Linked DNA regions of Mus musculus: region 1 is linked to region 2. A link is a contact called in ENCODE POLR2A ChIA-PET data. All regions are on one chromosome and are shown on one strand. The core of a region is the stretch at or near the end of the contact, and the rest is flanking DNA. Distances in the headings are between cores, read along the strand shown.

Region 1 (6,895 bases), core at 173-2,672, 550 kb before region 2:
TGTCTTTTGCTATGAGCACAAGGAAGTCAAGTCGACAGTATTATCAACATTAGATGTTTATATCTGGCAGCAGCCCACAGGAGGCTTGGATAAAACTGAAGCCTACTGTGGGTCTGAGGCAGTGGGGCAGAGATATGTACACAGCTAGAGTCCTGGGTGTTAGAGCTGTCCACATTGACTCTCACTGACCTGACGCTCACCAAGGAAGCCAAGCTGATCTTCAAGCCCCAAGAACTTAGCTGTTTCTGTGCCCCCAACATGAGATCACAAGTCTGTGCCACCTTGCCCTGCTTTTCTTTTTAAACTCAGGTTCTGTGCATCAAACGCAAACAGATCCTCTTGCTTATATCTGGACCCCCGCTGCCAAGTTTGCGTGGCAGTCACTGTGACCATGAAGCCATCTCCCCAACCTGGTTATGGTAGAAAGATCCAAGCTTTCAGTGATGTTTTATTTATTTATTTTGTTTGTTTGTTTGTTTGTTGAAACGGTCTTGATTTGTAGTCCAGGCTGGTCTTAACCTCTGTCCCGGAATTACGAGCCTAAGTCGCCCTTCTCAGTTCCCTAACCTAATGTATACTGTTGCTCCAGACCTCAGTTTTATTTTTAAACTAAATTAATTACTTCAGTTTGAGTCAGGGTCCAAGAAGCCCATTCTGCCTTTGAACTCCTGGTCCCTGTGCACACCACCACAGCTAGTTATTTACTGGGAGTGGGAACCGGGGCTGGGCTTCTTAATCCTAGTCAATCACTCTGCTCACATCCCAGCCAGATTCCTCTGCTCTTTATTCCACCAGCCTGTCTCAAGTCCCTCCCACATTCTTTTCCCCTCTGGGAAAGTCCAGCTTGGGGCTGCCTTCCTCAGGGTGTCAGTTCAGATATCATCTTTTCAGGCCAACTTCCTTCACTGTATCCTAAAACCCTGTAGGAGTCACGCAGTGGATTAACACTGGGTTTTCAGTGATTCCGTAAACAGCATGTTTTGTTTGTTTGTTTGTTTGTTTGCTTGTTTTTTAATTAATACTAGGCTCACCAAACAGAGATCCTGCTCTTGTCGGTTATCACTCTACTAATTCAAGGTGGGGGTGTGCAGAGGCATGTGAGCAGTGGGATGAATACAGGGTGTTGGCTGTCTTGTTCCCTTCTGAGTTTCGGTTTGATATCTAATGCTCATACCAAGTAAACCACGGCCGGGCTGTGCTGTCTGCCTAAGAACTTCCTTTATCAGTATTTATTTATTTATTTATTTATTTATTTATTTATTTATTTATTTATTTATTTATTTATTTAGCAGGGTCTTACGGATCCCCCTGCCTCTACCAAAAACCCGGCTTTAACAGGGTTTCTTAACTGGGGTCTGATGCGGAAGGGTAGGCACCGTCTCCTCTGTGGACATCTCCCCATCCCGGAGGAACCTGGTGCACGCAAGGTCCGACTTCTCAGCGCCAGCCCTGGGGACAGCCCCTTGGGCTAAGCCAGTCCAGCGCGGAGGGGGAGCTCTGGCACACAGCAGCGCCGCGGCAGGTGTCCGGTCTCCAGGGGTGGGTGCAGCCGCAGAAAGCCGCGGCTGAGCACTGCAGCCATCTTCGGGGTGGAGGCGGAGAAGGGGCGCGGCCTTGGCCCAGAGCCGCCCCGCCAGAGAGGCTCACCGCGGACTTCCCTGCTCTAGCGGCGCCCGGCCGCGCAGAGGCCGCCATGGGCTGTGCGCGCTGGCTGGCGCTGGGCGGCCTCCTGGCCCTGGCAGGGCTGTTGCAGGCCCGGCTGCTGCTCCCGCAGCAAGCGGGCTTCGGCGAATGCGACCGTTTCTTCTACAAGGGGACCCCACCCGCCGGGCTGGCGACCGAAGCGCACGTGAGGATCTGTCAACGCTTCGCGGGCTCCGAGCGCTTCGCCACTCTGTACAGTCCTGGCCACCGCATCCCCGTGTTCTCCGCGTTTCGCGCTGCGCGCCCGGCGTCCCGCAGTGCCGAGCAGCGCGGGCTGCTGGAGCCGCAGGTAAGCAGGACTCGGGAGAACCGGGATCTGAAGTTCAGATCTACCCCCCAGCGTCTCCCCATCCCCAAACTGCAGCCTGCCTTGCCTGGGTGGGAGTCTCCACTTAAGCCGCAGGGGCGGGAGGTTCCCCGAGGAGATGGCCCTCCCTCCTCTTGGGCTCAGACGTCTGCAGTGTCTGGTTGGTTTCCTGGGTAGTAGAGAACATGAACTGGGAGACAGCCCTTGGTGGCCAAGACCGGGCAGATCCGCGGGAAGCACAAGCTTCCCAGGCCCGCCCACATCCCCTCAGCAACATTTGGGCGGTGGGCAAGTTCACCCCACTTTACAGGAAGCAGCTCCAGACAAGGAGGGGTGAAGGAGCTTGCAGAAGACCACCCAGCTGGTGAGATGAGTGAGCTGGTCTTGAGGCTAGAAAATCACTGCCCTTTCTGCTAGGGGAAAGCTTCTGACAGTGCAAGGACTTTGGGAAGCTCAGTGGGGGTAGTACCCACGCAGAAAGGACAAACCAGTTTTTCCTGAATCTTCGTATCTGTAGATTATCAGACCATTGCAATCAAGTGACCTTTCACAGTGTTGGGTCTGTCTGGCGGCAGGGATCAAACACCGAGAAAGCCTTCCATGGGCCATACAGAAACTGCTGACTGGCTCTCCTCTGCCAGGTCTCCGCAGTAAGACACCCTGTCCTGCCTCTCTGACTTCTCCCCAGCCTTCCAGCCCTGTGTGTCCCAGAGCCCTTGGTTCCTGCCGGCCACCAATACAAAGCTTCTGGCTTTCAGGTGTCTCCACCTGAAAGTATGGATTGTACCTTGGTCATATTTCCAGCTACCATTGGCCAGGCAGGTTTCAGGCAGTCTGCACCAATATTACCTTCTCACATCCTCCTGTGTCCAGCGTCCTGCTGTAAGGATCTCTGAGCTCAGGCCAGTAGAAAGAGTTCTTAGCTTGTGCATATAGGGAAGATATGTGCCGATCTAAACTTACTTTCCCTCAGTATACCCCTAGAAGTTCTTTATGTACCCCTGGTCTGGGAAGAAAGCAGCAACCCAGTCCATTCTCATTAAGTTCATTAGTGGCTAGAGTGGACAAACATAACAGGGTGAAGTCCTGCGAATGCTGAATATACCCAGTGACCAACTGCTGCCTCCCTGTGTGCATTCAAATCCTGCTTCCTCGAGACTAGCAGTTGACCCTGTTGACTGGTGTGGACTCCAAGTTCTCCAGTGACCCATAATACTAGCTGCTGCTGTGATGCTCAGAAGACACATAATTTCACCAAGGTAAACAGAGTCCTGGTAGATTTAATCTGTTGGTAACGTGATAGGGGAAAGCTTAGGGTCTGGTTGGCATTTGTGCTGAGTGTGGAAGGATTAGCAGGGTTCAGGAGAGAGGAAGAAGGAATTTCAGAGTGGTATTGTATGAGATGGGTGTGGCAGATTCTTGGATCATTGCTTGGGAATGAGTGGAGCAGGTAAACTAATACTGGATTATGCGCCCCGGAACCGAGGGACTCAAAGAGCAATCATGGGAGGGAGGAGCAGGTGAAGGAGTCACCAAAGGAGACTTAGGCAGAGCCTTGGACCTGTTATTAAGAGAGTCACAAGGAACAGTGTTTGACAGGGAGGCTGTGGGCACCCTGGGTGGAGTAAGGGGATGGGGGAGGAGAGCTAAAGGGAATAGTTTCTAAGGGCAGCTGGAGCTGTGAGATGTCCTGACTTCCGAACAGTCCTGGAGGCCTGCGCTGTGGCTCAGAGGGAAGAGTGTTTGCCCAGCATGCACTTAGCCATATTTGTTTAACCCCCAATACTGCATAAAAGGTGGTCACCCATATAGTTCCAGCACTCAGCTCAGATTGTGAAGGTCATCCTCAGGCTGCATCGTGAGTTCTAGGCCAGCCTGGGCTACATGAGACTGTCTTAAAACAGACAAGTTGAGCAAGCCATGCCCTTCGAAAGTTGCCAAGGCTGAGAACTGAGGCTGCTTTTCTCTGCATCATGGTGGGCTCCACAGTAACCTACCTTGAAGTCAACAAGGGGATCCAAAGAACACTGAAGGGAAGGGGAGGGCAGTGGAGGGAGGGGAAAGGAGGGAGGAGACAGAAATGCAGGTGGTCTCTGGAGCTGTTTCTACTTCTGTTTCAACACCAGCCTCTGAGCCAGTGCCTAACTGTAAGTCCTGCTCAGGGATCTGTGTGCTTCTAGATGCTTCCAAGTAGTTTCTATTGCCAATCCATTTGTGCCCATATCACCTTATGAGGTCAGCATGATCAAGAGGTCCAGGAGGCAGACAGGGAGTTCAGCAATGGACAATGCGTCAGGCAGGATGGCACCCAGCCCAGCTGGGCAGGCCTTGGGCAGCCTGCAGTTTTCCCTGAAGAAGGCTTCTGAGTGGAAGATGCAGAAATGTGTTTAAAACCCCAACACCTTGGGGACAAAGTTCAAGCAGCAGGCCCAGCACTTTGATTTACAAGAGCCTTTGGGTGCTGGGAATTCTAGTTCCTGGCCAGACTCTATCCGTCTTGTCACCACACCTCACTCGAATGTTGCAAGGCTGGCATTACCTGTGGTCTGCTGGAATGCCATTCTTACACAGTTCCCATGAACCCTGACCTTTCACCTTCTCCCATTCCTTCCTTACATCTTTGCTGGAATAACTTCTCCTCAAAGTACTCTCCAACAGAATAGACCCTCCCCTAAGCTAGGACCACATTCCTCGGCTCTCCTCTGCTAATCTCCATCTCCTAGGGTCTTGCCATGTAGCCCAGGCTGTCCTCAAGTTCACCATCCTCCTGCCTCCACCTCTAGTATGGGGATGGTGAGCCACCATGGCTGATTTCTTCTTCTCTTCCCTCTCCTTCTGAGACAGGGATTTTCTGCATAGCCCCGACTGTCCTGCAACTCTGTGTAGACCAGACAGGCCTCAAACTAAAGGACCATCTTGTCTCAGTCTCTGGAATGCTGGGATGCCACCATGCCCGGCTTTGATTTCTTCATTTTTGTATTTACTGCAATGTTTTGTAATTGCTTGCTCTGTCTGTCTGTCTGTCTGTCTCCCCTGCTTGAGCCCTAGAATTCTGGCTGACGATGTTGGACATTAGGTTACTCATTTTTGCATACATAGAGCTTACTTAGCAAATAGAAAGAACTTAATCGGTAATGGATCTAATAACCCTGAGCTTGGTGGGTCACTCAGGCACAGTCGTCAGAGGCTCTGCTTGGATGGTTTTGGTGGTGTGCTTCTCTGGCTCAGGAACTTGTCCTGGTTGCTGGCAAGGAGCCCTGCTGTCAACACATGTATATGGGTAGAGCCTAGAACCTTTCTCTGTGGCCTCCCATCCAGCACCAGCCCTGGGCCTTGAATCTGAGCAATGATTTGGTTCCCATCTGTGCTCACAGGCCTCAGGGTCCCCAGCCCTACAGTCAAGTGATAGAAAGCTTTGAAGGACAATGGAGAGGGAAACAGAGAAAACCCCGAGGTCTGCTGGAGAACAGCAGATGGGAAAAACCTCCTCCTGTTTCCACCCAAGACCCCAGAATCTGAGAGCAGGGTTAGATTTTAGGAACAAGGTCAACACCTTGATGACAGATACTACTAGTGTTTTCAAAAGAATACTTGTGCCCAAATCCAATATGAAAGACCCTGTCTTTTGGCCATCACTGGAAAGAGAGGCCCATTGGACATGCAAACTTTATATGCCCCAGTACAGGGGAACGCCAGGGCCAAAAAGTGGGAATGGGTGGGTAGGGGAGTGGGTGGGATGGTATGGGAGACTTTTGGGATAGCATTGGAAATGTAATTGAGGAAAATACCTAATAATAAATATTAAAAAAAAGAAAGACCCTGTCTTATAAACAAACACTGAAGGGGACTGGCCTCACCATCAGTGATGGCAGTGTACACTATTGATCTTAAAAAGATACACAAATATAGATTTGTCACTGTCTCCTCATTATTGACATGAAAGAATTGGCTCATGTCTAATTGCAGTCTGGGGCCATACAGCTTGTATATGAACACAGGACCCATTCCTTGTAGTCGTCGGGTGCTCTTTTTTTTTTTTAATACCTGGAAATTCTCCTGTCTCTTTTCCATGAGAATCTTAATATCTACTCTCCCTCTTGTCCACTGTTACAAACAAGTGAGAACATGCATGCAGATGTGGAAATGCTATTCAACCTCCGCTGGCTCTGCAGTGATGGGACATTTCTGGAGGGCCTTGGAAGGTTGAGTTTCATATCTTTGCAAATGCAAATGAAGTAGTCTCACTTAGAACCTCAAGTACTCTGTCTTTAGTTTCTGACAGTTGCTTCCCGCCTACACACCTGGAAACAGTTGGCCACAACATTTAATGTAGTGCAGTTTCAGCCCCCTCTTCATTGCATCAGAGATCAAATTGTAGAATCCGACACACATTTAAGTCTCTGTGTAGAGGGTGCAAAAGACATGGGCCTTACTTCTTGATAAAAGGCTTAGTTCAGATTCCTGGCCTGCCGTGTGCAAGATGTGGGACCTGTGTTTGCCACCCCTGTTTTTCCTGTTTGTTTATTAGAGACAATAGAGGCGCCCTCTGTAGTGTAGGGTTCCCCGGAGGCAATACACAAGCCCGTGTAGTAAGCATGCAGTGTAGCATTGGAACTGTAGAAACTTATAATAAGTACTAATGTATGTACTTTGTCAAGGCCTAAAGGGTTCTGGGTAATCACAATTGTGCACATACTGGACTAGGTGGGTGCTTTTTGCATTCCCACAAAGGACTATGAGTAATCTCAAAGACTGTACATCCTACATCATGTCAGTGCTCAGTGTGTCTATGAGGAGAGCCTGAAGGAGTGAAAAATTGCATGGATGTGTGCATGGATAGATGGATGTGTGCATGGATTGTGCATAGATGGGTGTGCACATGGA
Region 2 (7,036 bases), core at 176-2,675:
GTTAGTAACACTGTAGCTCTTTCCTCAGGTTAATTAGCAGTTTCCCATTTAAAAAAAAAAAGTTTAAAAGTAATTGCTTATATTTTGACTGTTGGCAGAAGTGTACATTTTCCATCTATCAATTTTATCCCTTATTTTCACATGTAAAACCAGAATTTCTTTAGTTAAATGTCTTCTCTCATACTGTACATAGTAGCTCTAAATTTTAAATTTCAAAAACAAATCAGTTTTTCAAAGCACTTTAACACAAATATTACAACCCCTAATTATTCCTTATACGAATTTGTAACAATGAAAGACTGCTCAGTATACAAACCTCTCCTGCTGAAATTCTGATCTGCAGTAAGTACATTTTACAATAGGATGTGCAATCCGACATTCCTGTAATAAGATAATACATAAGTCAGTATTTATTTCAGAGACCCAATCTCACTCTTTGGTAGAAATTAATCGACTTAGTCAAGTGCCTGAAATGTCAATAAAACCTGGCTGGCAACGTAAACAACTGGGTGACTTATCACATCAGCCGTCAGGCAGAGTATAATTCCATGGGGATATTTTTGTCCTTAGTGGAGGGGGGGGGTGCGGAGGGGGTATATGGAACAGAGAGAAACTAAGGAAGCTGTCAGGACTGACTTCCAGGGGTGGTTTACATGTGAAACTACTAGTTATTTTGTACAATTGCTCACAGACAGCATCCCGGCTTTTATGGGATGGGAGGAGCTCCAAATCAGAGAGCACTCTGTTCCTAAACCAGTCGCTTCGCTTTCCGGGACAGGGAAGCAGAATGCCATCAGCTCTGCAGCTTCGGGTTGCTAGCAAGAAAGTGCAAACACGGGCCCTGCCTCCCAGTGGAAGGAGAGGGCAGTCCCTGCCAAAGCTGGGATGAGAGAGTCTGCACCCAATCTCTGCGACACGGAGGACTGGTGGCCGCTTGGCTCAGCCCCACCCGAGACCGCCAGAAGCGGCCGAGCTAGCCCAACCTGCGAGCAGGCGGGACGCGGTCGACACGGGGCTCGCCCATATAATGCCCGGGCCCTGGCGGGGAGCGGTGCGCTGAACGACCGGCGCCCACCGACCTTGCAGAGCTGTTGGCCCTGCGAGAGCTCCTCGAAGGGGTAGCGCTGCGTGCACTTGGTGCAGGCGTACAAGGCCGACGCCGCCATCCTGCTTTCCGGCTCCTCCGCGCGCGCTCAGGCGGGGCCTCCGGGAACTCGGCTGCCCCGCCCGCGGGCTCTTCTGCTGCTGTGGCCCAGTCCCGGTAACTGCCGGGTCCCCTGCGTCTCCCTCCGCCTCCGCCGCCGTCCCGGGACACCTACTGCCGCCCGCCCCGCCGCTCCCGTTTAGGCCCGGACCGCGGCGGAGGGAGACGAAGCGGGAGCTAGGCGGTGGATTCCGCTTCCTCCTCGGTCTCGCGTCCCTCTCTACGATTGGCTACAGAGAGCCTTACGTCACTAGAAAGCTCCGCCCAGTCCCTGGCCTAGGTTCGGCAGGGAGCGCCCACAAAGAGAGAAAGTACCAACCAATAGGAAGCCGCCGCTCTCAGAGCGCGAAATCCGCTTTGAAAAGATCCCGCCCACAAGCCACGGCCAGTCGTCGTTTGGCTGGTGCGCTTGAGCCCATTGGCCAGGGGGTCCACGAAACGCCGCTTTTTTTCAGTCCTTGGCTTCCATTGGACCATATCCTTAAGCCCCTCCTACTTCTGTTTGTCATTGGCCGAAAGGTCAGTACATCAAATGGAGAAGCAACGCTCTCTGGAGTTTATTCCTGGGATGCTGATGGAGTATGTCAACTTTCCATTCTCCTTTATTCAGCTTCCGTCATCCGCCTCAGCAGGCGCTGAAGGTTCCAGAAGCCCTAGCCTTTGCTTCCTCATCCAGAAAATCCATCCCTTTTCAGACGCTCCCAGAGCCGTCTGTCAACTCAGACGTTGCCGTTCCCGCAGGCTCCGCGATGCGCTACCTTGTGACGTCACCGAGAGAGGAGGCGGGCTCTTCCCTGCCACCAGAAGTTGTCCTCTTTTCTGATTGGTCACTGGAAGGCGTCTATCAAGACGCGTTGCCTTTCCCGTGCGCGCTGAGTGTGGCGTCCTTGTGGTTTGCGAGACCGAGGCTCCTATAGGGTTCGCAGCTCGCCCGCCCCTTCCATCGGGGACTTGGATTCCGCTTGCCCCAGGCGGGCGGCTGTCGAATCCGGAGGAGGAGCTCAAGGACGGCGTCTGGGGTTGCGCAGGTGGGAAGATGGCGGCAGCCTCGGTCTCGGCGGCTTCTGATTCTCAGTTTTCGGTAAGGGGCGGCAATCGCGTGGGTTCCAGGTGGGCCTGTACGGCTCTCCGGGTTGCCTCACTTTTCAGGGGGCCCGCGATCTGGCGTCAGCCCTCGTCCCGCAGGATGGCGGGCTGCCCGAGGCCGCGTGCCACTCCCGGAGGCTGCAACTGTGTTTTCTGGAGCACCTCCTTTTCCACCCTGCGTTCCCTTGTCCTCTCAGCCGGTGCTTTGGAGCGTTGTCCCGAGCCTGGCTGGTGCACTCTCAGGCCCGCTAACACAAAGCTCTGTCGGTCACGTGAGCGTAACGGCCCGTCTCGGAAACTCACTAACAGGTAGGTGTGCAGGTTTGTAGAGTGGCAGCCGCTGAGGCGTCCGTGGTCCCCAGAGTGCGTTTTCGCCCTTGCTGCCGTGCCTCTCTGTTTGTTGCGCGACCCTTGCAGGCGGAGCCCGGGCATTCCCACTTCCCATTACTAGACTCTGTATGGAAAAGTTGCTCTGGAGAAGCGATCGGGAAAATTAAGCCTGCGGGTTTAGTTAGTCACTGATGTTTTAAGAGTGGATTGTGGCGCTCAGTCTTTTGGAAAACGCTCCAATAGGAAGAAATAAGAATTAAATGTGAGAAAACTGGAGTTCTTTTTAGAAATGTTCCTGTACTTAGCCGACCGTTGGTCCTAAAGTTACAGGAAGGAATTGAATAGAAATCCCACTCTGAAGAAGGAGCAAAGCACTGTACTAATTAGATAATTACTGCGCTGCAGGTTTTGATACCAGAGGCGTCTGGGGGAGATTGATTAGCAGTATTAGGGAAGATAGGATCTTGAAAGGAAGATAAGCTAGCTGCGTGTTGAAGGAATTTAAGAGAAGAAAGCACTGCAAGTTTTTTAAGGTATGTGACAAGACAATAGGTAATTTCCGGACACCAGAGGGTAATTTCGAATGTGCAGAGATTATATAAAGGTAGAGTTGATAAAGAAGAACTAGAAAAACAGGTGAAAATTGAATAATGAGGGATGTCAGGAAATTTTCTGGGTAATTTTAACAGCTGATGAGGAAGAGGGCATAGAGATTACCAACACCTTCAGAAAGTCTCACTTAGGAATCTCAGCAGTTTGGACTTTCTGTGGCTACTAGAATTTGTGATAAGGTCAGAATATTTCAAGTTTTTCAAATAGTGGGGTATACCTTTGCCAAAGAACTAGAGGAGATTAAGGAGAAGAGTTGGAGCAAGCATTTGGGAGTTAGTTCCTTGCCAGATAAATGAAAGATAAAGGAAAAACTATCAGAACTAAGTGTCAGCGAACACGTGAATTATATAAGAGATACAGTTGATTAAACTGGAGAAAGGAGAGCTCTCTGCTCTCAAAACTTAGAAATTGGAAACTTAGTTGAACTGCACTGCAGGGCTACTACCAAGGCAGTGCCACCGGGATGTAGTTAATCCCTAGTCCTTATGGTAGCCCCAACAGAAATCTAAAGCCTGTTTAATGGAAAAATGGATCTTGTGACTCTGTGTCTGGAATTGGAAACAGAAGAGAAACTCTTCTTTACTCCACCGTAGTCCATGTATATAAGAGTAGGCTTGGAGCTGCATTGATAAAAAGGTGTCCAGAGAATGCCTTAGTGTTAGGCTTGTGAGCAGGCAACTGAAGGGAAGAAGGGAGCTTTGCAGGCAGAATAATTGCAGCAAATGAAAATAAGAGTGTATTGTGGGTGTTTGAAATCAAAAAAGTCCAGATTGCTGAAAGACTGGTAGGGAGACAGTGTCAAAACACAGTGTCAGGAAATGAAACAAGGGTCAGCCCGGCACTACATTACATGGGAGGTTTATACATTATGGGAAGGATCATTGTCATTAGCAAGCTGTTTGGAAGAGCATACTTAAGAAATGTGCAAAATAGTATTTCACATAATTCAAACTAAAAACATAACTAGCAAAATGGCAGTATAAAAGATTCTAAATATGTTATGGAAAAAGAACCCTGAATGATTTGCAGAGGGTAGATAAGAGGTGAATGAAAATTACCTCTTATTAGGGTTTATATAGAGCAATTTAGTAAATAGCAGTGCCACTTGTTTTGGTATGGTGGGAGAGGAGCAGATTTGGAAACTAACCAAGAATTGGGTTATAGCCATTTTATATTTTAGGTGCCTATTGAGACATCCAAGTAGGCAATGAATAATGTGAGTTTAGAGTTTTAGATTCAGATCTCAATTCTGTATTTTAAACTTGAAAGCTACTGAAAAAAATAAAGAGCTGAGAGTAGATGAGACTTTCCAAAAGAATCCTTGTAGACAAAAAGGAACTTTGAGGACCAAGCCTTGAGGAACTCTGGCATTTAATAAAAGTGGTTAGAAATCCAGGGGGTTTTCAAGGAGAGGCCTGTGGGATTAAGGGACAGTCCTTGTTGCTTCCTCCACTGAGGGTTTAGGTGAATGACAGCAAAGTGAGCCATGCTTCGGAGAGATTGTTGAAGTTAGCAATGGAGAGTAATGGGTGTGTTTGATGAGCTGTTTGCGTCTTTGATAGTTTTTATTAATTGTGTGCATGATGATGCCCCTACCTCTTCCTTCCCCCCCCCGCCACAGGACACAGGACAGCTTTGGAGGTGTTGTCTCCTTCTACCATTAAGTGGGTTCTGGGAAGTAAAGTCAGTTTTAAAAACCTCAAAATCAGTCTAGGGTTGAGGAGTCTTGTAGGTTAGGAAAAGGTTTTCTCTTTCCCCTTTCCTGGCCCTGGGACAGATGTAGAGGAGAAAGGGAACAAGAGGCACCAGGAGGGGTTTAATCGTTGGAGGCAAGACTTTAAAAAGCTAAGTAGAGACAGACCGGTTACATGCTTGCTGCTTGTTTGGAAGAGGGAAGAGCTAGTTGGGTTTTCTATTTAGAACTAGTTTTTTGGTTCAAGTGATTGCATACATTTTTCTGCTTCTTTTGTGAATTGTAAGCTAAGTGATTTTGTTATAATCACTTAGTGTTATCACTTAGCTTAGTTTGATGTTAAATGATGGGGTTCTAGCTGATTCTAGCTATTTCTAGCTAACCAATAAAAACACAATGTTCTCAAGGTACCAGACAATTCATAATAACATTGACCATATTTTAATATTTTAAGAAGTGAAAACTTAACTGTTTTTGAGGTTACCTTCAACACAATTTTTTTAAGGTTTATTTATTATTACAACTAAGTACACTGTAGCTGTCTTCAGACACCCCAGAAGAGGGCGTCAGATCTCATTACAGATGGTTGTGAGCCACCATGGGGTCGCTGGGATTTGAACTCAGGACCTCTGGAAGAACAGTCAGTACTCTTAACCACTGAGCCATCTCTCCAGTCCTCAAAACAAACTTTTATTCTCACACAGGTATTTGGATAGTTCTGCTTATTCCAGGACTTGGTTTATTGTTATGAATACTCTTCTTTCTTTTGTACCTACACAGACTACACTAATACAAGATTGAAAATCCTAATTTGGTATGACATTCTGGAAAGAGCAAATGAGTATGTGAGAATTTTGAACAGCTGGCAGTCTAGAATCTCCATTACTTCCTTCTTTCCTAAATGTCTAAACACTATAAACTCAACAACTACTACTAAAATTCCAGTTAACATTCAGAGGTATACTATGATAAATTTATATCATGTAGAGCATAGTGTCAAATTTGACAAATTCATGACAGATGGTGTATGTGAAGAAATAGTTTTATATGAGAATATCTCATAAGCCTGAATGTTTTACAATTGTTTCCCCCTTTGAGGAACTAAATATAAATTCTTTAAGAAAAGAACATGCTGGTGTCTGTGGGCTAAGCTGCCACAAGAGGACCATGCCTGGGTTCAGGATGGGGGGGGGGGGCTGAACCTAGTGTCATGCAGATGTTACAATCAAGGGCCATTTAGATGTCAGTGTTCTATGCTGCTGCCCAGAGCCCATACTGCCAACCGGGGCCATATTGATGTGAGTGACCTGTGAAGCCACCTGAGGCTCTGTCTAGGGCACTAGTCCCACTGAAGCTGGAGGGCTTTGTTGATGTCCATGGACTGTGCTACCACTGAAGGCTGTACAGTCTCATCTGTGCTGCTGCCTAAAGCCATGCAGATGGTGTGTGGGGGCTGAGCTGTGCCATGGACTGTATGGACCTCTGTGGACCATGTTGACCCACTGGGTCATGTGTTGTCCTTGGTTTGCTGCAGCTGAGGGTTATGATGGTGCCTGTGGCTTGTGCTTTGACAGGTGGCCATGATTTCTTTGTACTGTCATTGGAGACCATGCTAAGGTTCTTGGAGTGTGCAGATGCTGGAATCCTTGATGATATTCATGGTTCATGCTCTTGCCAGAAGCCATGTAGAAGTCCATGATCCGTGCTCATGCTGACACTACAGGGAAGGGAAGTTCCTTTTGTAGTGGCATTGAGGACTACAGATACACAGTTCAGAAAGGGGGACATAGAAGGCTTCCAGAAAACTCACCCCCTACTCCCAAAGTAACAACCTAAACAAGAAGTAATTGAAAAGAATGCTTAAAAATTGAGCCAGGCAGTGGTGGCACACACCTTTAATCACAGCACTTGGGAGGCAGAGGCAGGTGGATTTCTGAGTTCAAGGCCAGCCTGGTCTACAAAGTGAGTTCCAGAACAGCCAGGACTACACAGAGAAACCCTGTCTTGAAAACAAAACAAACAAAAAGAACAACAAAAAAAAACCTCAAAAATTGTGATTAAAGACTCTGAAGTATAGCCCTTCACAATTGATGGCTTCTGGCAAGGGTGCA

The links. ChIA-PET counts read pairs that join two places held with the same protein, here RNA polymerase II (POLR2A).
Region 1: POLR2A ChIA-PET joins it to region 2 with 10 read pairs in Patski. The contact joins the promoter of Endod1 here to the promoter of Fam76b in region 2. POLR2A ChIA-PET finds 5 or more read pairs at or near these places in 2 of 5 experiments (Patski and embryonic stem cell).

What each region holds. Positions count from the first base shown.
Region 1 is chr9:14,375,769-14,382,663 of GRCm38, reverse strand. Endod1 (endonuclease domain containing 1) reads left to right here and starts at 1,422. Exons shown (of 2, transcript NM_028013.3): 1 at 1,422-1,993. The coding sequence starts at 1,694.
Region 2 is chr9:13,822,105-13,829,140 of GRCm38, reverse strand. It overlaps Fam76b (family with sequence similarity 76, member B), which reads right to left and starts at 1,425. Exons shown (of 10, transcript NM_176836.4): 1 at 1,080-1,425; 2 at 317-381. The coding sequence starts at 1,166. Cep57 (centrosomal protein 57) reads left to right here and starts at 2,034. Exons shown (of 11, transcript NM_026665.4): 1 at 2,034-2,285. The coding sequence starts at 2,241.